Linked DNA regions of Homo sapiens: region 2 is linked to region 1. A link is an interaction called in ENCODE POLR2A ChIA-PET data of the cell type or tissue named here. Cell type or tissue: MCF 10A. All regions are shown on one strand.

Region 1 (8,000 bases):
GGCCCCTTCTTGTAATAATTTTTCAAATACAGGAAAAGCGCTTTTTAGTCCCCACTTTCATCTATAGTCTATAAGCAGCTCAGCTGTTGTCAGCTCCAAAGTAGTTGATAAAAATCTTATATTTATAATACATACTTGCTCAGAAACTTGGCATTAATTTCAATTTCAAAAGTATCTTCATTAATCTTATAAATTACTGCAAAATCTGGAATAGCACCATCTCTTTTTTTAAACTTTTAAGTTCAGGGGTGCAAGTGCAGGTTTGTTACATAGGTAAACTGGTGTCATGGGCGTTTTTTGTACAGATTATTTCATCACCCAGATATTAAGCCTAGTACCCATTAGTTATTTTTCCTGATCCTGTCCCTCCTCCTACCCACTACCCTCTGAAAGGCCCCAGTGTGTGCTGCTGCCCTCTATGTGTCCATCTCTTAACTAACAGTAAATGCTCTAAGAACAACCATTAATGTTTACTAATAATTTTCCAGGAATATTTAAGTTAAATGTCTGATTTTGGCCGTGCTAATTTAAAAAAAAAATATATATATATATATATACATATATATATGCCAGAAAATGCCACAGATTTTCAAGAGGCACTCTTATTATCATCTCTACAAGATGACTGAAAGTGACATTTTGAAAATATCTTTTAAACAGCTCCACCTCATGTCACTGCTGCTGAGATTTCTGACTCCTCCCTTCCGGCTCTTCAGTGACCTTCAGTGCCCACTGGATTCCAAAGCTCAATCCTCTGTGCAATGATTCCAACTCCAGGGATCAGTGTCTGAAGTGAAGCTACAGATTGTCTGGTGGATAAATAATCCAAGAAGGAACGGGGGATGTTATGACTTTTTGAGAGAAGGCTAACATGTCATCCTTGACAGATAAACTTTAAAAAATTATAATAATGGAAATGAAGAAAGAAAACAACAGAAGATGAGAATAGCAAAAGAGCTAGACATTTCCGACAGGTAAGAAAATGGGAAACAAACCTCTAAAATGCTTAAGAAAAATATTGCAAATGTGTTTATCCAATGTGTATTTCATGTTAGAATAATCCAGTTTTAAAAAGTAAATGAAGATCATTAAAAATTGGAAATATAGTGCTTTTAGGCTAAATTGTACTAGATGCCTTTTTACATATATGATTTGAAAAACAACCCTACAGTTTCAGAATGCACTACTGTAAGAAAATTATAAAAAGAAACCACCAAAAGCTAGTATTGGCACAATGGGGTTTTAATTACTTTATCTTTTAGTAAATAATCTTAAAAATCTGGTATACTTATTTTCATTGGCAGAGTTGAGATCTCCTTTCTTAATGCACTCAATGTTTTATTATTTTAAAGAACTGAAAACCCCCACATTCCTAAAATGATAAGTTCGGTTATTAACCTTCAAAGAAAATAAAAGTCAATTCAGACAAGCTGTGTTGGCTTGTTTTTAAAACAGTAGCTTTGAGAAGCATATATATTTTCCACTACCACTTTATATGGATTCAGGCAATGGTCAAATTCAAGGAAAGAAAACATATAAACCATTTTCAGCAGAGAAAAATCAAAGTACATGTAATAAAAGAATGGTTGGGTCAAATGTAATCCTCAAGTCTTAAAAGACAGCACACACTTCTGCAACAGATAGATATGAAATTTGATTTTTGGAATGGGTGAACAGTTGAATAACTTAAGGAGGTTTGCATGATGTTGAATAACCAGGCCAATTATACTTTTTTAATAACGCTGTAAGAGATTAGGCATTTGTTTCTTGATGCTTAGTGCAGTTACTTAATGTAGTACTTTGTTCTTAGGGTAAGCTCTAAGATGTACCTTTACAGAGATTCTAGTCTATTTGTTTTCATGGAACACAAATGATTTATTTGACTGATCTTTTAAAAAATGAAATGACCAAATAAACTAGAAATATTGCCTTGTATACGATTTAGGAAGTAGACGTCTGTTCCTGGCTCTGCAGCTAACTACACAACCATGAGTCAGTCACTGGATCTTAGTTTCCATGTTTGTAAATCAGAAATAAAGTATCATTCCTATCTAGAGTACAGGGCTGCTGTAGAGATCAAGTAAGATAGCAAGCCTTGTCAGCACATGAATTATTGATGAATTAATTAATGAACAATGCAGTACTTTAAAAATCATTAAGCCCTGAAGACTATGAGACGTTATCTGCATCAGCACAACCATAGAATCTGTACTCTTAGAGATTTAAGAAAAAGGAGAGAGAATTCTATGGGAGATGCTCACAGTGTGGTCCTACCCCATTTTGGGCTCCTCACATATATACTTGGGGGTTGGGAGATGTACAAACTCTCTGAAGCCACAACTCTCTGAAGTTACATAACAGAATTTTGTTCATATAGAACGAATAGAAAATATTCTACTTCTTTGCTTTTAAAATTAACGACAGGAAATACAGAACTTGATATAAGAAATATAAAACAGGAGGCAATAGAAAATTGTGGAAAGAACACGGAACTCTCTGGAAGCCAGAAGACTTGGGCTCTGGTCCCTGTTCTGCTAATATTTAACTGCAATGCTGCAATATCTGTCAAATGAAAGGAATATATTAGAGGACCTTTATAGTCTCTTTCAGATCAAAGCACCATAGCCCCAAATGAAATAGAACAAATAATGTAAAATATAATTTTTCTATGCCATGGACAATTAAGGGAAAGGGGTAAAACAAGAGTAAAGAATAAGACAGATGGACAGAAAGAGAGGAAGAGAGTAAATGGTAAGGAAAAAAACAGACAGACCAAAAGGCAGACACACACAAACTCTACCCCCAGCTCTCTCCCCCTCAAAAAAAGAATTTTATGAATAAAGAGACAGAAGAAAGATACACACTAACAAAATGACATTCAGATGCAGAAATAAACATGTACATAAAAACTTTGGTGGAATTATGCTCTTATTTTGTTCATCTTGAAACTTTTAAACACAAAACTACCCAAAAAATTTAACATACTGTTGTACTTTTATGTTAAAAGGCATAAACTGAATCAGTTCAAGGCAGGTGCCTCATGAGCTAGATACAATCAAGTTGAAGGTTTAGGATTAACTGCTGCCATATGCTACTGATATTTTTTAGTAAAATGTCACTTGATAATTTGAGATCTCACTTCCATGGGTCAATTCCAACCAAACAAGCCAAAGATGAACTCTCCTAAAATAGAAATGAATCCCAAGAATTTTTTTATGAACAGGGCTTAGTATTATTTTGCTTCCAGATAGGCAGGATTTAAATATTTTAACTTAATAGTTACCAGTTACATAAAGTGTAAATCCCACATTGCCATTTAAAGCCCAAATTTGGCCATTTTCCTATTTAATCTTCTCTGTATTGTGTAGAGGGTACTAGATAATGTAACTCCAGCACTCTCCTTTGATTCCCTCCTAAGATGAGGCCCTTCAGATCTATAGGCTTTTCTGAGCTCCAAGCTGAGATAGGAATTTATAGACTGGGGAGCTAATTTGTACTTTGCTACTAATCAGAATACAGGAGAGCAGAAGAATTGCCACCCAGTTTCAAGCCTGCTGTTGCAGGATTTTGAGTAATCCCCATTCACTATGAAGTCAGCCCAGATTGACAAGAATAGGCAACACAAGAGCTCTCGATGTTTATTCTCATCTTTATCTGCTAGGAACCCTGCAAAATTATATGAGTTTTCACATCTGTAAAGAGAAAACCTGCAGGATTCATAGGAAGCTTTTCTTTCTTGTAAATAATAAGAGCTTGGAAGAAAAAACACACAAGACTTTTCTGGTTTTGTTTGGTTTTAGCTAACTCCTTGGACTTTTCTGTACTTTGGTTTTTTCCTCTATGAAATGGAACTATAACAATCCCACTCCTCCCTAACACAACTGGTGATGGAAAAATAAATAGCATAGCAGATATGAAAGCACTCATAGCTCTTTGGAGGATGAGGATTAGATCAGTTCAGTCCAAGTGTCTGAGACATGCAACAAGAATAACAACAACAATAATGAGCACTTGGGTTTGAACAGTGTTTAACAGTTTATACAATTTTTTTTAATTTTTAAAAAACTTTTAAGTTCAGGGGCACATGTGCAGGTTTGTTATATAGGTAACTTGCATGTTGGTTGGGCACGGTGGCTCACGGCTATACTCCCAGCACTTTGGGAGTCCAAGGTGGGCAGATCACGAGGTCAGGAGATCGAGACCATCCTGGCCAACATGGTGAAACCCCTGTCTCTACTAAAATACAAAAAAAAATCAGCCAGGTGTGGTGGTGTGTGCCTGTAGTCCCAGCTACGCAGGAGGCTGAGGCAGGGGAATCACTTGAACCCAGGAGGCAGAGGTTGCAGTGAGCCAAGATTGCACCACTGCACTCCAGCCTGGCGACAGAGCAAGACGCCGTCTCAGAAAAAAGAAAAAAAAAGTAAATTGCATGTCATGGGGGTTTGGTGTATGGATTATTTCATCACCCAGGTAACAAGGATACTACCCGATAGGTCGTTTTTCAATCCTCTTAAAATGTTTTAAATATATTATTTCATTGGCCTTTATAACAAGGTATGAAGTAGGGAGGCTATTTTTTATTTCATTTGACAGATAAAGAAATTGAGGCCAAGAGGAGAGTGCCTTGCCCCAGATCAAACAGCTAGTAAACAACAGGACATGTCTCCTGACACAAAATCTAGTGCTCATTCTAGTTTACTCAACTACATATGCAGTTAATGCCTATTTCCTTTCATTCCTATCCTCCTTTAAGTGAGGCTTGCTTGGTAGGAGGCCTCTAATTAGCAATCAAAGCTTTCTGTCTCTCATGTATAGTTCTAATCTATCAACTGTATAGAGAGCTTAAATTTTACTTGAAATTCTCCTTCAGCCAATATCTGTGAACTCTGGGTCTCATGAGTCATCCAGGCCTTAAACTTTCCTTTTGAATACCATTATTTATAAATTTTGCTATTTCTCTTATTACCACATAGCACGTGTTAAAGCAAACTAAATATAGCCTGAGAAGGACTCTGTACTTCTACATTTGAGTCCCTGTGGATGAACTGTAACCTAGCTTAATAGGCAGACAAGATTGAAAACCTAACCTAGGAGTATGCACCTGTAACAATAGCTGAGTCTTAGCCAATCCCAGCGGCCATACTTCAACCACTCATAGACTGCTAAGCATTCAAACTATGTTCAAAGAAGGTAAACGTCAACCTGTAATCAATCTAGCTGTTTCTGTACCTCACCTCCAATTTCTGGACATCACTTCCCTTTTTTTGATCTATAAATTTGTTCTGACCACGAGGCATCCCTGGAGTCTCTCTGAATCTGCTGTAATTCTGGAGGCTGCCTGATTCACAAATCGTTCATTGCTCAATTAAACTCCTTCAAATTTAATTCAGCTTAAGTTTTTCTTTTAACACGTCTAAGCCACAGATCAGTTCCTTGGATCCTCCCTCCTCGGCCTCCCGAGTAGCTAGGACTACAGGTGTACACCACCACGCCCAGTTCATCTGTGGTATTTTTATGCTGTTCCTCATTGTGTTATCCATTGTTGAAACCATGACAGACCTAACTATTCTTAAGGTGATTTCTTTCCAGTAAGAAACTGCTAAGCCTTAGATCTCAGAAAGAACGTGAGAAGAGGCCATCATAATTTCAAACAGCAAACAAAATTGCATTCCCTTTCATTCCTATTGCTCAGTTCCCTTTATCAATGTTATTTATGTTGTTTTCTTCAAACTACTAAAGAATAAACCAAGATGAGGAGTACCCCCCCACCTCCGCCTTTGCTGTCTTTCAATGTTTTCTCTTTGGGCCAGAAATCCCAGCACTTTGAATGGCAGGGAATCCTTCAAGCCTGTTGTACATCCCGGTATGAATAATTCTACTGAATATAACCACCCTAAACTATGCTGAGCCATAGAACCAGAGCCTGCCTTTCCTCTAGAAGTTAGAAGAAGAAAGCATCTGGAGGAAGGAAGAATTGGAGGAATGCTTTTTAAATGAAGTTAATTCTGGGTAATAGCTCACTAGACGCTGGCTGCCTTCCTTGCCTTAATCTCCAAAATCCGCAATGTACCCCGAAACTGCCTATGGCTTCAATCCCAGAGAGTGGAAGAAGTGAAAAGAGGAGAAGGCACATGCTATTCCATAGCAGATATGTTCTGTAATTCTGGCCCCCAAACTAAAGGCTGTAGACTGGCTCTGGGCAGTAGAGCTGACAAATTTTATTCAACATACATATACTGAGTACCTACTATGTGCTCTATGTTGGGGCTGAGGGACAAATTTAGATGTGTGTTCTCACTTAATCTTCACAACTACTCAGATAGATAGAGATTATTTATCCCCATTTTACAGATAAGAAAACAGAGGAGGAAGGGTAACTGACCTACAACAAAGTCAGACAAATACCAAGAAGTGATGCTCCAACTGGAACCTGTCTTAGTCCATGTGTGATGCTTTAACAAAATAACACAGACAAAATATCACAAGGTTATAAACAATAGAAATTTATTTCTCACAGTTTTGGAGGCTAGGAAGTCCAAGATCAAGGCACCAAAAGGTTCAGTGTCTGGTAAGGGCTCTTCTCTTCCAGAATGGCACCTTGTTGCTGTATACTCGCACAGCAGAAGGGACAGAAGAGGCAAACTCACTTAGGGTCTCCTTATAAAAGGAATGAGTTTGCCCTTACAAAGCCCTTTTATGAGGCCCTAATCCATTCATGAGGGCAGAGCCCTCATGGCCTAGTCACCTCCTAAAAGCCCTACCTCTTAATACTGTTGCATTGGGGATTAAGTTTCAACATGAATTTTGGAGGGAACACAAACATTCAAACAAACCATAACAGAACCCAACTTCAAACACAGTACTCAGGCCTCCAAAGCACAATCCCTATCCTCCTGACTTTTTATAGTCCATTGAAGCAAGTGTGTGCATACTCAGGTGACCCTAAAAAAATACAGAAGTTGGCCGGGCATGGTGGCTCACGCCTGTAATCCCAGCACTTTGGGAGGCCGAGGTGGGCAGATCACGAGGTCAGGAGATCGAGACCATCCTGGCTAACATGGTGAAACCCCGTCTCTACTACAGATACAAAAAATACAAAAAATTAGCTGGGCATAGTGGCACACACCTGTAGTCCCAGTCTCCTGCAGTCCCTGTCTCCTGCCTCGGGAGGCTAAGGCAGGAGAACCGCTTGAACCTGGGAGGTGGAAGTTGCAGTGAGCAGAGATCACACCACTGCACTCTAGCCTGGGTGACAGAGCGAGACTCCATCTCAAAAAAAAAAAAAAAGCAGAAGTTGATAGGGATAGAAACACATTTGGCTGCTTCTATAGTTAACAAGATGCTGTTACATTCCTTGCCTCACTAGCTCTGAAGACTATACTAGCGGGACAAAGAAAGCACCTGAGATGAGCTGAGAGGAGGGTAAAGGTACACAGAGATCCCCTGGATATTTGTTCTATGTCCTCTCAGGGGCTTTGCTACCACTAGAGAATTATCCATATTAAGAACTTGCATTGATATTCTGGGTTCTGTTTCATTTTTTAGGGTCTCAAGAGCACGCTCAAGTCATTCACATGTTTCCATCAAATACAGACACAGATCAGGGAAGATTAAACCCTACTAATTTCTCGTCGGATGCCTCACAACAAGGTGCCTTCCAAGAACTAATGGCCAAAATATCCACCCACAACACAAATAAGCTTAGAAAATCTCTTCTTACAATCCTGACACAATGGAAGTTTCCCTAAACCACCCAGCATCTAATACAACCAGCACAAAGAACAACAACTCGGCATTTTTTTACTTTGAGTCCTGTCAACCCCCTTCTCCAGCTTTACTCCTATTATGCATAGCCTATACTGTGGTCTTAATTGTGGGCCTTTTTGGAAACCTCTCTCTCATCATCATCATCTTTAAGAAGCAGAGAAAAGCTCAGAATTTCACCAGCATACTGATTGCCAATCTCTCCCTCTCTGATACCTTGGTGTGTGTCATGTGCA
Region 2 (8,000 bases), 150 kb after region 1:
GAATGCTATGATCTATAGGTAAAACAGGGTAGAGTCACAGCGCTAAAAGGAGTATAATTTGTGGAGGAACAACTACATTGGACGGGATTGACAAAGAAGACCTCTCTGAATAGTATCATCCTGGTAGAATACGGAATAAGGAGCTTGTCTAGCACAAAGGATTTAGTGGAAGGGCATCTGTCCCCAGTGAGGCAATAGCCAGTGTGAAGGTCCTAAAGCTTGGCAAGTTTGAGGAACAGAAAAGAGATGAAAGTGATAAAATCGGCCAAGGGCAGACTGTGCAAGGCCTTGAAAACCACAGTAAGGAGTTTTGACTTTATTCTAGGTGGAAGCCCACTGAAGGGCTTGAAAAAGAAAGTAGTAAGACTATTTATTTTTCTTTTTGAGACAGGGTCTTGCCCTGTCACCCTGGCTGGAGTACAGTGGCACAAACATGGCTCACTGCAGCCTTGACCTCCTAGGCCTAAGTGGTCCTCCTGCCTCAGCCTCCAGAGTAGCTGGGACCCAGGCTAACATGACTTTTTTAAAGATAATTCTGACTACCATGCAGCAGACGGACTACAGAGCAGTAAAAGTGAAAGAAAATGGGAAAATTAGGAGGCCAATGCTAGACAATTTAATGGTATCAACTACTAATAAAATCAAGGTAATAATTTTCACTGATGACTGGAAATTGGCATTAAACAAGGAAATCTTTAACAGAAGTATAGGGGAAAATTAAGTGATACTCTAAAGAGGAGTTAAGAGACATTATCTTGGCCGGGTGAGGTGGCTCACGCCTGTAATCCCAGCACTGTGGGAGGCCAAGGCAGACAGATGGCTTGAGCCCAGGAGTTTTGAGACCAGCCTGGGCAACATGGTGCAATGCCATCTCTACTAAGAATACAAAAAAATTAGCTGGGCATGGTGGCATGTGCCTGTAGTCCCAGCTACTCGGGATGCTGAGGTGGGAGGATCGCTTCAGCCCGGGAGGTGGAAGCTGCAATGAGCTAAGATCGTGCCACTGCACTCCAGGGCAACAGAGTAAAACCCTGTCTCAAACAAAAAAAAAAAAAAAAAAAAAAAAGGAGAGAGAGAGAGGCAAACATTATCTTAACCACAAGAATATAAACTCCATGACAGCAGGGACTCTGTCTGTCTTGTTCACTGCTATATCCCTAGTTGTCTACAAAGTATTTAGTACCTCAGAAATACTTAACACTTTACTGGGCTGGGCACGGTGGCTCATACTTGTAATCCCCACACTTTGCAAGACCGAGGTGGGAGAACTGCTGAAGGCCAGAAGTTTGAGACCAATCCAGGCACAAAGCAAGACCCCAACTCTATACAAAATTTTAAAAAATTACCTGGGTGTGGCAGTGCATGTCTGTAGTCCTAGCTACTCTTGAGGCTGAGGTGGAAGGATCACTTGAGCTCACCAGTTCAAGGCTGCAGTGAGCCATGACCATGCTACCACACTTCAACCTCGATGACAGAGCAAGATTCTGTCTCAAAAAAATAAAAAATATATATTTTTTTATTTTTATAGGCCAGGTGCAGTGGCTCACACCTATAATCCCAGCACTTTGGGAGGCTGAGGCAGGGGGATCGCTTGAGCCCAAGAGTTCGAGACCAGCCTGGGCAACATGGCAAAACCCCATCCCTACTAAAATTACAAAAATTAGCTGGGCTTGGTGGCGTGCACCTGTAATCCCAGCTACTCGGGAGGCTAAGGCACAAGAATCACTTGAACCCAGGAGGCAGAGGTTGCAGTGAGCTGAGATGGCGTCACTGAATTCCAGCCTGGACAACAGAGTGAGACTCTGTCTCGAAAAAATTAGAAATAAAAATAAAAATAAAAACTTTATTGAGTAAATTTAAACCAAAGTGATGCTCCAGATAATAAACCCCTATTTTGCATAATTTTTAAAGTAATAATTATTAAAACACATACTCACTAAACATCCACAAACTAAATATACTTCAACAATTACTATACTGGTTTGACACCCAGAAATGCAATGCCTAGTTTATCATTCAAGAGTTACAATTTAGTCTTTGTGGTATAAACGAGTCACTGTGATTAGACATTCTTAGTCTTAGATGAAAATACCTACCAAAAAATCTTAATGAAATATCCAACAAAACTCAAAGCTGCTTAATATCTGAAATATATTTTAGATAAACTTTATAACATCAGTTCACTTATTAATATACAATCTCAGGTATCTTTCAAAAAGATATTACTAATAAAAACACAAAAAAGACATTTAAAATATAATACAGAACTACAGTACTGTACTATAACACAGTACTACAGTATGCAATTTTGACCCTAATAAAACAAAAAAAGGTAACTTTTATTTTTGTCAAACAGTGCCCAAGATTTAAAATTATCAAAAGTTGTATTTGTGATTCTCAGACATTAATATAAAAAAATTTTTAAAATGCAAATATATTACAAAATGGCACATAATATACCTTTAATTTGCTTCCGCAGTTTTGTAAGCTCTGTCATCCATTTTAATACCTTTGGATTGGCAGCAATATCACTGTAGGAGGGCTGAAAAATTATGGAGCAGAATCACTGACACTTGTGATAAGCAATAGTTACATTAATTTATGTCCAAATAGTATTTTACAATTCCCACAGCAAAGACTGCTCAATTCTCATTTCATCTTATTTTAATTAGATAGGGCAGGATATTAAGTCAAGTTCTCCCAAGGTAAGGTCTCGTAACTGGCAGAAGCCAGATTTGAATATGGGTCTTCTGACTCCAAGTACAGGACTCTTTCCACTTCATATGTTCTAACTATTAAAATTCTCTTTCCCCTCCTCCACTCCATCCCTCACAAACTCCCTCTCCTCCCCACTTGGTACTTGTAGTTTTTGATAGAGCAGAAATAGCAGTAACATGATTTGTCAATGTAAAGTATTTGCTTTAAAAATTCTAAAAGCTGCTTTGCCAGTGGAAATATAAAGATGCCACGGTGCAAATGGCAAGAATACTGGCCTGGAAGTCAGGAGACCAAGGAGTTATATAATCTCAGATCTACATGATCACTGTTCCTCCGGGTATCTCAGATTTGTTACCTTTCTCACACAGATCTAAACTAATGCTTTTGAAAAACTATCCTCTCAGTTCTAATATTAGATTAAGCTCACTCTGGGGAATGCTACAAACCTACCTTGCTATTTCTTTCCCTTTCAAACTGTTCCTCAAATTGTCTGATTTTCTTCTGAAGTTTCTTGACCAGCTGATAAGGTGTTCTGTCCTCTCTCTTTTCATCTTTTGAACTAAAGGATGATCTTCGAATTCTGAATTAAAACAAAAGGCCAACACTGTTAAATTTTCAAGTACCAACACTGTATCTCTTATTGCCCTGACATGGCACTATTAGCAATAAGTAAATCTTAAAGGTAAAAATAAGTCCCTAACACTAAAGGACAGGTAGTATAAAGAAACACTGTAATGTTACAGACCACAAATTTAGCTAATACAAGTGGTGATGAAAACAGTTTGGAATCATTTAAAACTGGTTTGGACAAAGGCAGCAAAGAAACAAAGATACCTAGCAGCTCAGAGCTCTTGTAACTGTTCAAACTGCATAACAAAGTTTTTGACATTCAGATCCATTTAAAGCTTTGATAAAAAAAGATTAGGAACTGCTCAGCACCATTTGCTGCTTCCTTTACAGAGCTCTGTATTTCAGCGATGAATACATAAATAAATGAATAATACACCACGAGAAAATGTCTATTTGAGAGCAAACTTCAAACGCTACACCTCACTGAACTCAGCAGGGTCAAAAAAAACCAAAACTTACAAAAATGTGCTCTATAAAATCAGTGAGAAAGCTCTGAATTCTATGTCTAGAAGACTCAATCTCTCTCTTTTTTTTTTTTTTTTTTTGAGATGGAGTTTCACTATTGAAGCCCAGGCTGGAAGACTAAATCTCTCAAAAGACTTGGGTACATAATAGGAATTGCCTCTTGTAAGTACATAAAAATCATATACCTAGTAAAAGACAGTGCTTTAGATGAGGAATCCAACTTTTCTGGATCATGTAGGAAACGCTGGCTTTGACCAAAATCTAAACTGCGGTGTGATAATACTGGAGGACAGTCCTCTTCCAAGGGGTGATGATTCATTCTTCCAGCTTGTGGAGACAGCTGAGCTTCTCCAGACTCAGAGTCCTCCTGCCAAGACTTAAAAGCAGGAAATGGCTCTATAAAACAAACACAAAGAATAGTACCATGGGTCTCTTGATTCCACGTGGGAAAAAAGTCACAAAATATCAGCTATGTGTTCCTTAAATCATATCATTATGTAGTGGTTCATATATACATACACACATACACACACACACACACACATACATGTGTGTGTGTATATATATATATATATAATCTTCATAAAGCCTACTATAGTTTAAAATTATTCAAGCTTCACTTTTTAGTCCAGAGTTCAATTTTTTTTTTTTGAGATAAGGTCTCGCTCTGCTGCCCAGGCTCTGGAATTCAGTGTCATGATGGTGGCTCACTGCAGCCTCGACCTTCTAGGCTCAAGCAATCCTCCCACCTTAGCCTCCCGAGTAGCTGGGACTACAGGCGCTTGCCACTACGCCTGACTAATTTTCTTTTTTTTGTTGTTGGTAGAGACGAGGTCTCACTATGTTGGCCAGGCTGGTCTTGAACTGCTAGGCTCAAGTGATCCTCCCATCTCAGCCTCTCAGTGTGCAGGGATTACAGGCATGAGCCACTGTGCCCAGCCCAGAGTTCTATTTCCATATAAATTTAAATTTCTGAACCCAGTGGCAAAGCAAGAAAGGACATTGTCAAGCTCTTTAAAACTCAATTTAATTCTAAAGATGTTATTTAATATAATTCTGAACTTTTCAAAAGATGTTTTATTTACAAATGTTAGTTTTCAAGTAGGGGAAAACCAGAAACAGCAAGAACTGAACAGTTCTTTCTTAGAAATTTAATTTAAAAGCCAAATGATGTCAGGTGTATGACCTGTCCCTCACTGTCAAATAGCTATATTAAGAAAAAGTGGGAGCTGTTCCCCATGTTACATGGAACACTCACCAAATGGAGTTCTCTGACTTTAGAAGAATTCTAATATTCCCAAAGGAGGAGCTAATTCACCTGACAGCACCTGGCCTCTAACATTAAACTGTGATGGTTATCTTCTGCTACAGGATTCCTATGTATAATATATATTTTAATAATACCCAACAGTGTTACTAAGACAAAACTTAATAGCACTAGGCCTTCTTAAGCACATTTACTTTACTGCAGTTATCCTGTATGCCCTCAAATGAAAGCTATGTTAATACATTTGATGTCTTTGCAAATATAATGTTTGATTACATATAGAACACATACAGATCATACACACAATCCACAAATATACCCCAAATACAACATTAAGCACAGGAGGGAAAGAAAAAATTCCCATCTACACATTAGCTTTTTATTTATTTATTTATTTTTTTAGAGATGGAGTCTTGCTCTGTCACCCAGGCTGGAGTGCAGTGGCACGATCTTGACTCACTGCAACCTCTGCCTCCTGGGTTCAAGCGATTCTCCTGCCTCAGCCTCCCAAGGAGCTGGTGTTACAGGCGCCTGCTACCATGTTTGGCTAATATTTGTATTTTTAGTTGAGATGGGGTTTCACCATGTTGGCCAGGCTGGTTACGAACTCCTGACCTCAAGTGATCCGCCTGCCTCGGCCTCCCAAAGTGCTAGGATTACAAGCGTGAGCCACCACGCCCGGCAGCTTTTTTTTAAGTAACTACACTTAAAAATTTTGATGCTATTGGCTATTAGCAATAGCGAAAATGAATGCAAAGAGGGCTTGACAGTGTCAAAATTCAAGAGTGATGTTTTCTTTTTCCTCACACAATAGCTAAGATCGCTGCTTTAGTAATTTAGTTTAACTTTATGCATTAGCAATTTAAAGCATTACCTTTCCTTTCAAAATAATAAGAACATAATTTAGTTTGTTTTTGAAGCCCAGATCAATCTGAGAATTAAAAATTGGGTACAAAGCGTGCAATCCCACAATAAACCCAACAATAAAGTGATTTTCAAAGCAACCCTTGTACCTGTGCCCCAGCAAATAAGTAACTGGTAGTAAACATTTTATGAGAAATATCCTATTTTAAGAAAAGACAAAAGTAATAGCAATTTTTTCTGGGTTCACTTTGAACCCAGAACAGTTTTCCTAAGATATGGGGACAGCAGGAGAAGGGCTTAATAAAAAGACAAACAAAGTGAACCATAAAAGGCAAAAAAACTAAACTATGGTGAACCATACTTACCCTCCCCATCTCTCTGCAGATGCATTGTTTTGAAATCAATGAGGGGAAAAGTGATAGGGCATGACGCTAATAAAATGGAAAAAATGGCAAAAAATACTAAAGTGAACACACAGCACAGTCAGAACAAACCATACACATAACACAAAGCCAAAGATACCAAAAACATTTCCCTAAAACCAGTTAGGCATTCTGTTCAAAAACGTTATTAAAAGAAATCACTACTAACTAGATTTTAACAAACACAAACATAACATTTCCATTTCAGCAAGCAATGCAAAAAAGGGGGGGGAAAACTCAAAGTCGTGCTATTTTATTAAAACTCAAACATAAAACTGAAGAAATGGAAATTCTTAAGCAGGTACTGTTTGAAGCTTTTCAGTGTAAATGATTTTAAAGGAAAATATCTCCCTTAGTTTGCTCTTTGAAAAAATCCTACTGCATTTCATTCCAGAGTTAGCAGGAGAGAATCTGAAGATGGTATCCACTTCCATTAAAAGTCAAAACTTTGCAAACAGCTGCTACAAATTCATACTGGTGACAGTCATGTGCTACCTGCTTGCTAACTACTACTGCATTCTGCTATTTTTCTTATCCTTTGAGGAAAAAACAAAACAGAAACTATGTACTTAGGAATAGTGACATAGGGCTCTATTTGGAGTCATCCCACTTCTCTACAAAGAGTCACATCAAACAAAGCATGTCTGATTCCAAGGTATCCAGGGTCTAAAGTAAGTTGGTCTCTTAAATAAATAAGACTTTTTCATTTAGAATATCCTAACTCCTGGCCGGGCACGGTGGCTCACACCTGTAATCTCAGCACTTTGGGAGGCCAAGGCGGGCGGATCACCCGAGGCCGGGAGTTTGAGACCAGCCTGACCAACACAGAGAAACTCCGTCTCTACTAAAATACAAAATTAGCCGGGTGTAGTGGCACATGTCTGTAATCCCAGCTACTCAGGAGGCTGAGGCAGGAGAATTGCTTGAACCTGCGAGGCGGAAGTTGCGGTGAGCTGAGATCGCCCCACTGCACTCCAGCCTGGGCAACAAGAGCAAAACTCCGTCTCAAAAAAAAAAAAAAAAAAAAAAATTGGAGGAATATCCTAACTCCAATCAATGTTTGCATTAGTGACAAAGTTAGAAGAAACAACATGGTCTACAAACAGCCACTCTACAAAGCACATGCACAGTTCATGGCTGGGAAGTTCGCTCAGGTGTCTGTAACTGTCGGCTTTCTGAAAGTTGCGGACCCCTATTTCTGGAAGAACAAGTAGGGGACCTACATAGACTTGTTTAGGCTGTTGAACCAGGGCAGCTCAGGCACTGAAAATCAGGCATCAGCAGCCTACAGGTTACCTCCTTTATCTATACCAAGGTATAGGTGCTGGATTCTGACATGGAAAAAAAAGACAGTCCAGTATCAGGTTCTCTTTCAGGGAGACTCAAGAACGCTGACGCTAGACAGAGAAGGTCTATCCTCTTCAGACAATGAAAAACAATTATTCTTCTATGTTTAAAATTTAATCAGGACTCCCAGGCCAAAGATCATAAAGAACTATTTATCTGCATCTTCTAATAGGAAGAAACAAAAGTGCTTTATCAGAATCCAAGCTGCTTCCTTTGAAGACTCATTTCCTAGCAATGCTGCAAGGGATGCTCTGTCGACCACCATTCCTTTTATTTCAGCCACAATA

The links. Peaks named below come from ENCODE experiments on the same cell type or tissue, not always from the same donor. Only the 100,000 strongest peaks of a DNase experiment are listed, where the experiment ranks them.
Region 2: POLR2A ChIA-PET joins it to region 1 with 7 read pairs; 2 of 35 experiments call an interaction of 5 or more read pairs at or near these places.

The regions. Positions count from the first base shown.
Region 1 is chr5:137,800,479-137,808,478 of GRCh38, forward strand. It overlaps the pseudogene NPY6R. Among named protein-coding and RNA genes, the nearest start is that of HNRNPA0, 50 kb to the left of the region's middle. In MCF 10A, no CTCF peak of the experiment used is centred here; no DNase peak of the experiment used is centred here.
Region 2 is chr5:137,950,168-137,958,167 of GRCh38, forward strand. FAM13B (family with sequence similarity 13 member B) reads right to left here. Exons shown (of 24, transcript NM_001385994.1): 14 at 6,310-6,375; 15 at 3,999-4,209; 16 at 3,169-3,298; 17 at 2,461-2,542. Among named protein-coding and RNA genes, the nearest start is that of PKD2L2, 65 kb to the left of the region's middle. RefSeq lists a silencer at 4,040-4,240. In MCF 10A, no CTCF peak of the experiment used is centred here; a DNase peak (open chromatin) is centred at 4,144.